Regions from separate parts of the Homo sapiens genome. Here region 2 is linked to region 1. The links are chromatin loops, found by intact Hi-C in ENCODE. Cell type or tissue: dorsolateral prefrontal cortex. All regions are shown on one strand. Links, peaks and the distances in the headings refer to the core of each region. The heading gives the core; the rest is flanking DNA.

Evidence for each region. Peaks named below come from ENCODE experiments on the same cell type or tissue, not always from the same donor. Only the 100,000 strongest peaks of a DNase experiment are listed, where the experiment ranks them.
Region 2: a loop joins it to region 1, with 2.4 times the contacts of the local background. A loop is called at or near these places in 1 of 110 quality-filtered maps.

What each region holds. Positions count from the first base shown.
Region 1 is chr7:78,764,471-78,772,243 of GRCh38, forward strand. All of the region lies in intron 2 of MAGI2 (membrane associated guanylate kinase, WW and PDZ domain containing 2), which reads right to left. Among named protein-coding and RNA genes, the nearest start is that of MAGI2-AS2, 240 kb to the right of the region's middle. In dorsolateral prefrontal cortex, for the core only: a CTCF peak has its summit at 4,532; DNase peaks (open chromatin) are centred at 4,541 and 5,238; H3K4me3 peaks cover 2,770 bases; H3K27ac peaks cover 2,624 bases.
Region 2 is chr7:78,631,006-78,638,778 of GRCh38, forward strand. All of the region lies in intron 2 of MAGI2 (membrane associated guanylate kinase, WW and PDZ domain containing 2), which reads right to left. Among named protein-coding and RNA genes, the nearest start is that of MAGI2-AS2, 370 kb to the right of the region's middle. In dorsolateral prefrontal cortex, for the core only: no CTCF peak of the experiment used is centred there; no DNase peak of the experiment used is centred there; H3K27ac peaks cover 1,911 bases.

The DNA.
Region 1 (7,773 bases), core at 1,452-6,451:
TTTATACTTAGGAAAGGAAATGTGAGTAGTATCTTAACACAGCTTGTGCTAAGTCCCATTGACCATTTAATGATTTTTTCCCCCCATCCCAAATGTTAAACAGTTCTTCTTCCTCTCTGACAATTCAGATGCCACTTATTGGTCATAGTTTGCTTGAGATCCCACCTCTTTACAAATCCTTTCCTTTGTGCTCTAGTTTTATTAAAATCTGTACAGCCAAATACAGTTCTTGATCATAGGCTCTTAGAGTAGTTGCCAATTGTTTTTTATAAGTCTTAGCTCCACAACCGAAAATAGCTTCCTACAGGCAAGCTTCGTGCTATGTTATGCCTCACAGCCTCCATATTAATAAGCAGAGTGCTAACCACTACATGATAATTTTGCTCAAAATGCAAATAAAGCTCACACCTTAGATGGGTTTTCAGGCCTCACAACTTATTACCAGCTTAGTTAGCAAAGCATAGCCATCTTCGGATGAGACCTAGAAGGGCCTGGATGCAAAGAACTAAAGGATGATCAGAGTGGGAGATTCAGGAAAAGAGGTACCTTAGGAGGAACGGAGAGGGAAAGACAGACTATGATTTTGCCAGACTGATTCTAAATACTTGTTGATATGGGTAGTAAATTTCTTTTTTGAAATATTGTAATAGCAAGCACTCAAGTGTGATTTCTTACATGGAAAATCCTGACAGAAGGGAGATCCTGGGACTGTCCTAGTGTATCCACCTATTAGGTTTCCAAACTAGCCAACCCAGTGAAGAGAATTGCTCTTTGTTGAGCCAGGCTAGTTACACTATCTTTTCCCACTATATTGCTGCCTTAGTATTCATTTATTCATTCAGTCAGTCATTTAACAAATGTTTAGTGCACATCTTTTTTTTTTTTTTTTTTTTTTGAGACAGAGTCTCGCTCTTGTCAACAAGGCTGGAGTACAGTGGTGCAATCTTGGCTCACTGCAACCTCTGCCTCCCGGGTTCAAGCAATTCTGCTGCCTCAGCCTCCTGAGTAGCTGGAGTTACAGGTGTCCACTACCACACCCGGCTAATTTTTGTACTTTTAGTAGAAACGGGGTTTCTCTATGTTGGCCAGGCTGGTCTCGAACTCCTGACCTTGTGATCTGCCCACCTCGGCCTCTCAAAGTGCTGAGATTACGGGTGTGAGCCATAACGCCCGGCCCTAGTGCATATCTTATATCTGAGTTGACATGATTTGAAGTCCTACAGATAGATACGGTTGTGAGCAAAATGAATTTGGACCCTCACTTTAGAAGGTCCTGCCTCCTGGCAGAGAAAGACATTAATCAAGTAATAACACTAACATAAAACTAAATATTGAAAAAAACCCAAAACACCCGAGAAGTGTAATGAAGAAAAAGCATGAGAAGCCTGGAGCACATTTTATAGAGAGAGCCAATTAAATGGCTGAGCAAGCAAAGTGGGTAGAAATGTGTTCCAGCAGAGGCACCAGCATGTGCTAAGGTCCTGAGAGGGAAGGAAATATGATGCTTTCTAAGATCTGAAAGAAAGGCTCTTCATAAACAGCTGTACGAATCCAAGATCAAGAATCCTCCCACACTTGGCCAGCAGTTCCTTAGCTCGGCATTTGAGCTTTTGTGGCCCTTTGAGTGAAATAACCCAGAGGGTTTGGTTCTCTGCTACAGACCAGAGAAAGCTCTCATCCCTGTGCCTTTATTTGGCCGGGGTTGTGCTTTTGTGGAAAGTGCTTGGCAAGATCAATCCAAAGTTTTAGAACAAATCTTTGAGTGGCTTCCAGAGTCAGTTGAGATTTGTTGCTTCGTGGAGAAAGATAGAAACTTCAGACTGAGAGGATCTTAAAGATGCCTGAACTGCTTGCAGGACTGGTGTATTAGAGAGATTGTCTTATAACAAAAGTGATCTCTTATTTAATATATTATTTCCTCCCCCAGCCCCAGATGGCAAAAAGGTGAATAAGTTGAGTAGCTGGCTCTGGAATTTGAGCTGAGGTCCTATTAATATGGGAACTTCCTGAGCTACAATGCTTCAACTGGAGTCATCAGTTAAGCTTGTGTCTTCTCCTCCATTGGCTAACTGGCTGGCAATGAGCCTCTTACTTGACAGTACACAGTATTGTTAGTTTCCTTAAACACTCTGAAGTTTGACTTACTTTACTGATTTAAAGAGAAAAACAACTATTCTAACTGTTCCTCCACATGGTGAATATCACCTAAATTTTCAAACACCAATTAAGGACACTTTTTATATCATCACACTTATTGAATTTGATGTATTCTTAGTGTGCCTAGGGAGAATGAGTAAAGAATCTGTAGGAGAAAACAGAATAATGCACTTCTTCTGGAAAGCAGGCTTGTGTGACAGAAAGCCATCCTTGTGATGAGAACTAGGGAAAAAAACTAACCGTCCTACTGTTGACTTTGTGTATTTTATAGGTCTTGACATGCTTGAAATGTACAGTACATGTATACTTTAACCTCTGATATCTGTGAAACGCTTACGTTGAGAATTCACATTATAATAAAGTTCTTTTTTTTTTTTTTGAGATGGAGTCTTGCTCTCCTTGCCCAGGCTGGAGTGCAATGGCACGATCTCAGCTCACTGCCACCTCTGCCTCCCAGGTTCAAGCAATTCTCCTGCCTCGGCCTCCCGAGTAGCTGGGATTACAGGTGCGTGCCACCACACCTGGCTAATTGTTTTGTATTTTCAATAGAGACGGGTTTCACCATGTTGGCCAGGCTGGTTTCGAATTCCTAACCTTGTGATCCGCCTGCCTCGGCCTTCCAAAGTGCCAGGATTACAGGCGTGAGCCACCACACCCAGCCTATAACAAAGTTCTAACCTTTGTTAAGGTACACCTAATGCAGTCAAAAAGGCAACACACTTTTTTTTTTTTTTACAATTAAAATTCTGTTATCTTCAGAGTAAGCAGCTGAGATCTTAGAAAGAGTGCCACAAGCTGTGTGACTAAGAGCAAAAGCTGATTGCAGACAGTAGAAGAAAAATGTTCCTGAAATTGAACATAAAATTAAAGTGTTTTAAGCTCAGTCTTTTATCATATCTGCTTATTTAATGTCATGTTGTCACCTAATAAGGCTTTTAAAAATTGAAAAGAGAGTTTAAGGTAGTAGGGTTCTAAAGTGATAGAGAAAATGGATGTCAGAAAGCAGGCCATTACTACTTAAGATATTCTCAGAAAGTTAGTAGCTTTGTGATTAAAAATGTTTCAAGAAGAATTCAGTTAGAGTAAAATATGTTTGCCTGAAACTTAATTGTTTTATCAAGTTTTCCTTTACGTGCCACAGGCATCTTACGAATAACTAATTTATTCTTGGGAAATTTTGTGTTTTCCAAGCTCAAAGCTATAGGAATACAGGAATACAGACACTTATTTCCAAATGTGAATTTTTCTTTTTTAGCTCTCATTAAGAACTCATCGGCATCTTAAATGTTGTTCAGGTAGCACATAAATCTCACTGCGAAAATTTTGTTATTTCTGGATGTTCTCATTTCTCCCTTGATGGTTTCTGAGCTGTGAACTATTTTCTACAGTTTAGTTATTTTGCAACTTTTAAAACAAAATTCCATTGGTGGGAAGTTTCTAAGATTGTGATTCTTTTATATGTACACATTATCTGGTTTAAATATGAGTGCCATCCATCTTCTCCAAGATCCAGCAAGCTCTGCTCTTAGCTTTACAAACATGGTCCTCTAATTCTGAACATCTGAAATTTCTCTGGGTAAAACCACCTCACCTGTAGTCATTAACAATATTTAAGGGTGACTTGGTAATCCTCTTAGGAACTTTGAGATCCATGTTTTCATTATATCACCTCACCTATTGTTTTGTTTGCTGTTCTACTATAATTGCATCAATTTCCCCAAAGCACACCATGTACCATAGTCAGATTGTCTACATGTATAAAAGCAGCAATCGGATCTACATGCTGTATTAAAGTTCCATTTCCATTGTTCTACTAAAGAGGCAAATCTTATTGCCTCTGTAAGGTCTTAGCTTTATCAAAATTATTCTAAACAGACACCATGAAAATCTGTGCTCTAATTCTCAGCCTATGGGAAGGTGCTCACGATGAAAACCCTTGGAGGGTTACCCTTCAGTGGAGCAAATATTATTACACTTAAAACACTTACGAAACTGTTTCCATCTTGTTAAAAGTATTGTACTCAAGTCTTTCTTGTCCTAGTGTGGAGATGACTCCATGTCATTTTGCAGAAAGCATCTGAAGTGTTTCCAAATTTCTATAATTTGGAAACTAGCATAAAATTTAAAGAATTATTATTTTTTTCTGCACAATGCACATACTATTGCACTATTTTGCATCCTCATGCTCCCCTCTCTAGTGGATAGTGCCTCAACACTGTACCTCTTGCCTAAGATTTAAACCTGCTCTGTAGTCACACAATCATCCTAAAATGCTATACAATAGAGAACCGATTTCGCACACCCCCAAACAACACATGCTCTTAATCAGTCCCTCAAACCAGAGCTCTCTGCTAAAGCGCATCCTGCCTCTGCTGGCTGGAGCTTTCACAAACCAAAGCCCAAATAAAGGAACAGTGTGGCTGCTGTAGCACCTCCACTCCCTGCTCAGTACAGGAATTCTTTAATAAGCACATGTGTAGTACAGGACAGTAGTACATTCCCTCCCTGCATTCTAGCGCGGGGACACATCTTTTTCCTTGCACAATGGATCACAATGCTAAAAAGGGAAAACATGATAAGATACAAAAACACAGCTTTTTACTTTCAGAGATGGACGATACAGGCAAATATCTATTTTTTTTTTTAACCTGTCAGCCCTCCCGAAAGTCCAAATGTAAGCTGCCACACATGCATGGGTCTTTCCTTAAAGAAATTGTTTGATGAGCCCACTTAACAACAAAGTGCTTTAGATCACGTCCGAAAATATATGTAATCTACCCTTTTAAAAATGGAAACCTATGATTGCCAGAAAGATATCTTCTGCAAGCTTTGCTCTGGGTAGTTTGTACTGAAGTAAAACCGTCACCACCCACTCCCCATTCAAGCGAGATTTAAAAAGGCAGGCGAACTGAAAGGAACCACAAGTCAGTCCGTCCCCATCAGAAAACAGAGATCAGAGCAAATCACAATGCTGAGGAACGGCTCGACTACTCAAAGACCATCTCCCTCAGGACGAGACAGAGATATGGAGCCATTTTTCACTAGGTTCACAAGAAAATGTCAGCTCACAGCTGCTAGTGCACTGCCAGAGCGCATCTTAATTTGGTCCAAAGGGACTCAGCCAGTCACCCTCACAGAACATTTTCTTAAAGAGTCCCCATTACAAATGTGATTCCCTCAGCTCCGAGCATCTTCTTGTTATAGTCTGTGGCAACTGCATGGCACCGAACTGCATCCTATTCAGAACTAAATGCTTCCCCCCATTTCCTCTTAACATCATGTGAATTAGACACTTCTGAGTCAAAGGGGAAAAAAAAGAGGAAGAGAAAAAAGCATCTCTTCCTACTCCCCACCCTTCTCCACGTTCTTGACTAATACCTCTGGGCAGTTTACTTCAGAATAGAGCAGATTCTTGACCAGGGCACAATGGCAAATTGGCATACAAGCCCCTTGCTATCACGGAAAGCACAAGCAATGCTTTCTTTGTAAAAACACAGGAAAATACACATGCTGGAACAAAAGACACTCTATCTGCACAGCAAGAAACAAGAGAAATTATGTGTTTGTTTTACACACATCTGTACCCACTGGTTGTAAAAAAGGCTTTAAACCTATTTTAATTATAACACATTGTATTTTTTTCCCCAAACCAGGTCCCCATAAAATTAATTTTTTAAGCTTCGGCTCCAATAGGAGGTAAAACACACTCTGCTGGAAGAATACCTGGTGTGTGTCTTTGTTGATGGGGTGCCATTTCAAACTTATTATATTTGAAGTCAATTACGTGGGAAATAAAGATAAGGCAAATGCACTTGGTTCTCTGAACTATTCTGACATTAGAAGAAATGCCAAGTCAGCAGATATCTGCTGTTTACATTTCACAATAACCTAATCATGCATTTGCAGCTTTCTGGAGCAAAACACTAACTGTTCTCCAAACAGCCACCTGACAATCTAAGGCTGAAACACACATTCTGACTCAGAAGGAGACATCATGATGGCTCTCCACTGGCTGTATTAAACAAAAGCTCCGCAAACAAACGAGAGGCATTTGGCAAATGAAGTGAGAGTCGAATCAAGTTTAGGTTCACATCTGGTGGAATATGGCACTGCTTTCCCCAGGGGTTGAGGAGCAGAAGGGTTTGGAGGCTATAAATAGAACACACACACATATGCACATACAGATATTTAAGCCAGACCCGGGTCAGTTTCAGCTTACTAACCTAGAGCTCTGTTCAAAGGAAGCAGAGAAGCCGCACGTCCTCTCCCACCTTTCCATGGTCCTCAGTCAGTGTCTTCTCAAACCACCTGTACTGATCCAACCCATTCGCAGATAAAAATAATTTTCTTGATAGAAGTAGTCTCAGCTGAGCTTTGATTTTTCAACATGGATGTCTAGAATTTTCCTCTTTAAGCCAGACACAGCAACACAAAACTGCCGCTGAGCTCTTTTGTTTTCCCTCCTCTCAAAGATGAAGCATGCAGCACTTCTCTCTCTCTCTCTCTGTCTCCCTCTGCCTCTCCCTCTCTCCCTCTCCCTCTCTCTCCTTCTCCCCTCTCTCGCTTATGCTCTCTCCCTCCGTTTCCCTTTCCCCAACCCCCACCAGCAACCTCGCTCGCTTCCCGGTCAGTCAGGGGCATTTACATCTCTCAGCACAAGAACCTGTGTTATCTACGCGCCTGTCTCTCACTTTTGGGTTTCCTCTGGGAAAGGGAGGGGGGCGGCTCTAGGTGAAGTCAGGTGACCCCTCCATTAAAAGCCAGTGAGATGGATGGAGTGTGTGAATTTTAATATACACACAGGCACATTTACATTACAAAGCAGCGAGGAAAATCTAGCTCCTAGAGATTAAGCATTTTTGTTTTTGCTTTCATAGTCCCCTTTTACCAATTAAGAGAAGCTAGTATAGTATAATGAAATGTAATTAAACTTTTCAGTGTTAATAACAAGGCTGTATCCTTTCAGAATCATCCAGCTGAACAATTCTTTTAAACTTGTAAGCATGACTGTTTCTTTTCCTTTCAAGGGTCAAAGAATCAGTCATTTTACTACTTACACACTTTTTCAAATTGGTCTTTTCTTTGACATCCATTTAAACTTATCTTGAAGTTAAGGACCATTGTAAAAGACAATAAAAATAATAATGTGAAAGGAAAAAAAAATAAGTGACAAAAACACCAAAGCACATAGCATAGGTAGAAATCAATAGTTTGCTGTTGTGGAACTAGATTCAATAATGAGTAATGCTTTGCTCTGAGACAAATAATTTTTCCCTTCTCTGTTTCAGTGTCTCTGTCTTAAATAGAAAATAAATGTAATAAATATAGCAAGTATCCTCTTCTTGCAACCCAATCAAGCAAGCCTAGTAGAGAAGGGTGTCCAGATGCTAAGACCACACAGCACCCCAGAGACAGAAACAACTGGAAAAACTTGTGCTAACCTAGTATAGTATTGAAGATACATTTATAGTCTATGGACCTAGGCCCTAAAGAGTAAATTTGACACCATCTTCTCCTCTGCTGCAAAGTTTTTAATATCCAGTGGAGACCATCTCTTCTATCTCTACCACTGAATAGAAAAGATACGTAATCTGCTGTTAGGAATACTGTAAAGAA
Region 2 (7,773 bases), core at 1,140-6,139, 130 kb before region 1:
TTTTGTGGTCTCCATCCTCATGGTGGCTGAGCACATCTGTTGGAAGCTTCCTGTCGAAGGTTGCATGGAAGCCACATTGTTTGAGATTTTCCAAGCCTGAAAATGTCTTTATTACACCCTCACTAGTGGCAAATCTGACAGCATTTCAGGAAAATGTAATCATGAAAATGTATTTCTTCATCTTGCTCCCCTGTTCATGCCACCACCATTCTTCTAGTTGTGCTGGTTTGAAACTTTCACCTCAGAGTCACCTACCTTTGAGTCCTCCCTCACTCCTTTATCCCATCTCCAAATATTTGGCAAGTTCTATGTCCCATATCTCCACAACATCATCCTTCCGATCTGTACTGTCTCTGATCCCAGCACCTCCCTCCTGGACCAGGCGGTGGCTCTGTCACTGGTGTGCCTGCCTCCTTCTTTCAGTTCATCGCTGCTCTTCCTGATGAGCCCTGGTGAAGCACCAGGCTGATCACATTTCCTCTCTAAAGGCTTACCTACCCAATCTATGGTCAAGAGAGTGGGTTGAAAAAGGGAGGGAGAGAAAAATACTGAGAGTCAAGAAGAAACAGAGAACGCCATGGTTCTATTATTTACAATAAAGCACAACTCTCATGGTATGCCAGCTTGTGCAGTTTCTTTACATGGGCTTGCCTTGATGGAAAATGTGAGAAGACATAATGTAAGAATTTTCTGTTTCTGTACTACCCTCCTTTCTGGCTCGTCATGTGTCATTCTACTTTCTCTTTAACCTAAAATTTCCACCATTAGAATTACTCTTTGGTTCAGATGAAGGAGAAACTACCTTTAAAATGTATGATATTTTGAAAGTAAGCTGCTTGTGCTGTTTGGGACTCAGCCACTTGTTATCAGTATTACCTCGAGCAAGGTTCTCCACCTCTGTAAACTCTAGTTTTCTTATCTGTAAAATGGGAACAATAGTAGTAGCATCTTCATAGGGCTAATGTGAGGAACAAATGGGATAATTCATATAACATACTTAAGACAATGTCTGGCACATTTTAAATACTCAACAAGGATTATTGTATGTTAAGTACTATTGCCTCGAAGAGCAGAAATGATTTTTTTAATGAAGTCTTGCCATAAATATTAACTGAGCACTTACTATGTGCCAAACACTATTCTAGATGCTTGAGCTATATCTCTGAATAACACAGACTAAGATTCCTGCCTTCATGGAACTAATATTTTAATAGGGAGAGGCAGATAATAAATAAAAAATAAAAAGTTATATAGTATGCTATAAAGGGTTAAATCTTATTAATTGACCATAAATCAGACTGTTAGAACCTATGCACAAGTTAGTGGGTCAAATACTGAGATTTCTGTTAGCTTAGACAGTATGGAGAAAAGGGTGGAGGAGAAGAGACTGTGAGAAAAAGACCTGAAGGGGAGCAGAGACCCACAATACTTGTAGGCTGTACACTACCCAGGTGAGTGTTAGCTAAGTGGGAGACTGCTGGAAGTCAACAGGGGATCCAGAAAGAGCCTGGTTATATTTTAGAAAGAATCACTACATCCTTAAAGAGAAATTCCACTTATTTCACATATTGCTTGGATTAGCTTAGGTCATTTGGCTTAACATCTTGGCGCCTCATACAGGTATTTCTGAACTATCAAAATCATTTTCAAAGGATAAACATGGCAGTGCATGGTGTGTTCCAATGACTGGTGTATGTGCATATACACAGACACTTACATGTCAACCCTCATTTTTAAAAGAAGAAAATGACGAGGTTGTGGGAAAAGGGAACACTTACACACTGTTATTAGAGTGTAAATTAGTTCAGCCATTGTGGAAAGCAGTATGGCAATTCCTCAAAGAGCTAAAAACAGAACTACCATTCAACCCAGCAATCCCATTACTGGGTATATAACCAGAGTAATATAAATCATTCTACTGTAAAGACACGTGCACACGAATGTTCACTGCAGCAGTATTCACAATAACAAAGACATGGAATCAACCTATATGTTCTTCAGTGACAGACTGGATAAAGAAACATGGTAGATATACACCATGGAATACGATGCAATCGTAAAATGAACGACAGCATGTATTCTATGGGAACATGGATGGAGCTGGAGGCTATTATCCTTAGCAAACTAATGGACGAACAGAAAACCAGATACTGCGTGTTCTCACTTATAAGTGGGAGCTAAATGGTGAGAACTTAGGAACACAAAGTAGGCAACAACAGATACTGGGGTCTACTTGAGGGCGGAAGGCGGGAGGAGGGACGAGGGACAGGAGCAAAAAGATAACTATTGGGTACTGGGCTTAGTACCTGGGTGAGGAAATAATTTGCACAGCAAACCCTCATGACATGAGTTTACCTATGTCACAAATCTTCACATGTATCCCCAGAACCTAAAAGTTTTTTTTTAAAGTGAGAGAATGGCTGGGGGCGGTGGTTCATGCCTGTAATCCCAGCACTTTGGGAGGCCGAGGCGGGTGGATCACGAGGTCAGGAGATCAAGACTATCCTGGCTAACACGGTGAAACCCCGTCTCTACTAAAAATACAAAAAAATTAGCCGGGCGTGGTGGCGGGCGCCTGTAGTCCCAGCTACTCCGGAGGCTGAGGCAGGAGAATGGCGTGAACCCGGAAGGCGGAGCTTGCAGTGAGCAGAGATCGCGCCACTGCACTCCAGCCTGGGCGTCAGAGCGAGACTCCGTCTCAAAAAAAAAAAAAAAAAAAAAGTGAGAGAATGCTGTGGTGTGATAAAATGGTGCGATAAAAAGGTTCTTAGATTAAAAATTGAGGACATCTACATTCCATTTTTGTTTTAATGTTTTACATATATGATTCTAGATAAAAACAGTTCATCATCGATTTTCTTATGCACTGAGGTAAATAATAGACATAAAAGGGCATTATAAAAAGTAAAAGCATAAACACCATGCCAACAATATCTGCATTACTTTTAAGTAATATTAATAGTGCTACTAAGAAAACTACAATTTCACAAATATCATTGGTGGTATCTTACTTTTGGAGTGTATTATAATCAAAGCTTTAAATCACTTAACTTCACTCAGGCTAACACTTATAATAAAGAAAAAAAATTTATGCTTGAAGAAACAAATTGTCTTTTTTACTGTTTGAGTATGAAAAAAACATGAGTCAAGATATAAATCCATTTTGTCTGATTACACAGTAAGATGTAGTACACAGTGGCTTGGTCACTAGTTACAAGGATCCTTTTGTCTTTTGTAGACAGTCATGTAAAACAGCTAATGCCTATGGCCTAGGCTGCTAGAAGGTTTTTGCCATTTGCTGAGTCATTTGAAAAGTGTGAAAGTGCTCACAAAACCTGATTAGTAAGTAGGTCATTTAATTTTACCTGCAGGCATAGCACCTACAAGAGTCAGAAAGCATTTTAGATCTATGTGTCTGGGAAGAAAGGATATTAGTTGATGTTACGTCAATGGGCAAGGCAGTGGCTGAAGAAGGAGAAAGCAATTGGAAATCTGTGAACACCTCTTTGGAAAGTAGTATGATTCTAAAAATAAGGAAAATATATGTGATATGAAATGAAGTGTTGTACAATGGTAATTTGCAGCTAAAGGTAATTAATATCTAGACTGGGGAAACAAGTTAAATTTCTTGAAGTGGTTACTTACTTTTATGCTGAAATAATTACAGTTGCTTTTGCAACTCAAAAGATGATGAATAGTTGACAGCAAAGCAAGACTCAACAGTAATAACAAGTAATTATCTAGCACTAGAAATAGGGTGGAAGATGTGGAGAATAAAAGAGGGAATATAGATGATTCATCATATAGCTGAAGCTCACCTTCTTTTATTGCTCTTCTGTTTTGGTTGGGACTTTCCTAAGTGGTGTATAGGAAAGTCCAAAATAAGTTTTATTATCCAAATTATAATTTATATATTTTATTCTTATTATTTATTCCAGACCACTCCTCCAAAGGAAAAATAAATAGAACTGAAAGAGCAAAAATGCTAAGTTGAGGCTTTGTTTCATCTTTTAGTAATTAATTTCTTAAACAACAGCTTATTTATTAATTGCTAAATTAAGTACTGTATGAACAACACCTCCTTCATGAGTTAATGAAAGCATACAGCGTTTCTGCTCAAAAGACATGTCTAAACAAAATGCATTATCTCCCAAATGGTTAGCTTATTGATACACAGTGAAGTCACATGGAAGCGACTTGTCATTTTGCTACCATGGCAACTGGGAGTGCCAATGGAATTTTTTTATTAACCTACTGTTTAAATGAAGGAACATTGCTCTTTTTTGTCTTAGGAAGAAAAGGGCATTTGTGGTAAATATAATTCTAAAGCGTATTTCCCCTCAGCTTTCTGCTATTTCCTAGTTTGAGTAAAATACTTTTCTTCAAAAGAGTCACCAGCTTGACAGTATTATTACTTAGATGATGGCTCAGTGCAGTCATCTATTGTGATCTATTCTGATATATTAAAAATTCCATAGTGCTTGCCGCATGGCAGGTACCCAATACATATTTGCTAAAGAAACAGACTTGGAATTAATCATTAAGTCAATGTATTCTAAGCAGATGGGTCATTGTGTGAGAATGTGAGAAAATGAATTCTGTTCTTATTCATATATTCCCCCTTTCTTCTTCCTGGTGTTTCTCAACTGCAAGCTGGAAAAAATAGATCTTGACAGCTAGGGTGACTTCCTCTGTATTTGACCTTTGATTAACTATCTCTTAGATTCTTGAAGACACTTAAGTTGGTCACAGTTACTCATCAGCAAGTAAGAACACAATCATCAGATTTGTGTATGCTGCCAATAAAAACATACATCCGATAGATTCCTTTGGCCAATGCCTGTAATCAATTTTTACACAACCAGCCTAGGCCTTGGGTTTTATTATACTCATTTTCAATCACATAAAATCCCAAAGTATGGTTTTATACAAACATAGAGCTAAAGTAAGCAAAGCAAATAATATCGTTTGGGTCACTGAATTGTATGTGATTGACAGATTATAAAGTAATGTAGGCCTTATAGATTTCCTGTTAACTGATGGGGTGGATTGGTTTGAGGTAAAAAAATTAAAACCTACAATTCAATGAAATAAATCACTTATTAAGTATAAAAATTATTAATAGCCTCAATAAAACACTATGCACATTTTATAAAATATTGAAGATTTGACAAATCCATTTGTAAAATATTGGTAGTTAATTTGACTTATTTTCTTAACAGTGTGTTGCTTTAAACCTCAGTAATTATTTCAAAACTCTCTTCCCCTAAGATAACATGTTGTCAATTTTTGTTTAAAGCAGCACTGGCATATACTAACAATGTTAGGTATCTTCCAAAAACAGGCTTTTTTTTTTTTTTTTTTGAAGAAGAAACCTCACTGAATATCTTGGATATAAAGGTTCAAAATAGTGCCCCATATGGCATCAATTACTGTTTTAAATTTTAACAGTTTGGATTGAGGAAGCATCGGACCCAAACTTGGTGTTTCTTAAAACATAGGCTGCATCAAGGCCGGGCGCTGTGGCTCACGCCTGTAATCCCAGCACTTTGGGAGGCCGAGGTGGGCGGATCGAGAGGTCAGGAGATAGAGACCATCCTGGCTAACACGGTGAAACCCCGTCTCCACTAAAAATACAAAAAATTAGCTGGGCGTGGTGGCGGGCGCCTGTAGTCCCAGCTACTCGGGACGCTGAGGCAGGAGAATGGCGTGAACCCGGGAGGCGGGGTTTACAGTGAGTCGAGATCGTGCCACTGCATTCCAACCTGGGTGACAGAGCAAGACTCCATCTCAAAAAACAAAAAAACCAAAACCAAACAAACAAAAACAACACACAAAAAACATAGGCTGCATCAGAACCATGTGGAGGACTTGTTAAAGCACAGATAGCTGGTTCTCACTCCCCAGAGTCTCTGAGTCACCCTGCTGCGGTGGGGCCTGATTATTTGCATTTCTAACAAGTTTTCAGGCGATGCCTCTGACACTGCGGGTCCAGAAACCATAATTGGAGAACCACTGCTCCAATTTCACTCATAGCTCAGGGAACCCAAAATAAAAACAGTGTTAAATTTCCTCATCAAATATAACTACAACAATCCATAAAGCATGCAGGTCATGACTTTGGCATTGGCCCTGGAGTACTCTATAGCCATGTACCGGATTCACAGAAAATAAGCCATCCTTCATTTTCTGGTGCATAGATGAACAGAGTCATGAGGAGTATTTTTCATAGTGAAGTGTTCTTTAGAAGTTAAATGAATTTGGGAAATAATGCACCTATCTTTATTTATGTGTCCTTATAAATATCTTTATTATTTGAAGTAATATAAATTATTTTGGCTCTATCTATGCAACAGTATGGCTGATATTGGGAAAGACTTAGGAGCTTGACTATAGCTCACCAGCAGTGATACATGATAATATGTTAAAAAAAAAAATAAGCATCTAATGCAGAAGATCTCTCATGAAGAAAAACTATGGTGGATGTCAAAAAATAGATGACAAATGAAAAATCTGTAGATCTCCAAAAAGTAAGAAATAATAGCATTGCATTATTTTCATATACCAAGCTATCTGATTTGCTAAATGTTAAAATTACAGCTTGTTTACAACTATACTTATCAAATGAAATCAGGTGATAGGTAACATACACTTTGGAATTAGTACTCATAAAGCTCTCTGTTATAACAAATTATTTAGGCCACCATATTGTTTTATTAATTCCATAGTTTTATTTGCACAATTAAGTCCCTGGTGTAAACACTAGAGTAAATGAGGGGTAGATGTGAGAAATATCATTTAAAACTTGAACTCAGCCAGGTGTGGTGCCTCACATCTGTAACCCCAGCACTTTGGAAGGCTAAGGAGTTTGAGAGCAGCCTGGGCTACATACAGAGATCTCATTTCTACAAAAAATTTAAAAATTAGCTTGGTATAGTGGCACACATCTTTAGTCCCAAGTGGAGGATTGATTACTTGAGCCCAAGAGGTCAAGGCTGCAGTGACTCAAGATCATGCCACTGCACTCAGCCTGGGAGACAGAACAAGACCCTGTTTCAAGAAAAAAATAAAAAGAAAAGAAAAGAAAAAAAAAAGAAAGCTGAACTCATCACCTGAACTAAAAAACCTGTCATACTGAGCAAGAAAGAAAGACAATGTCTGGGGTGATCACTTTTGAAGTTGATGTATATGCAATATATTTTCAATTTTAAGGCTTCTACAGTAAATGACCAGATTTAATTACCAACAGTACCAAGATTCCTTGACCACTGATATACAAGCACTCTACACTGAAGACAAACTAGGGCAAAGTGAATGATTTCATTTATTCATACATTTGAATCATCACTACATTGGAAACAAAAGATTTGTACCCTAAATCTTATCCATTCCTTCACACCAAAGTCCATCTCCTCTACCCAGCAGATTTCCAAAGAAACTTTGGTTGCATAAATTACTTTCTTCATGATATTTCCATCTTTACCTCACTTGCATTCACAGTACAGAATTATTCACTACTTGGATGCAGAGACATAAATAAAATGACTCACCCCAATAAAATCAGATTCCTTGGTAGCTATAGTCTTGGCTTTTGATCCATTCTTACAATATACAGGTATAACATACCTAACTAACTCCAGGACAGATCAACACTGCATTCTCACCAATAAAGTAGGGCAACCAACCATAATTCCAAGATTCTTGACTTGACTATTAATTTCCTGAATTTTTTAAGAGACTGGAAGAAGACAAATGACCCTTTTGTTACCAATT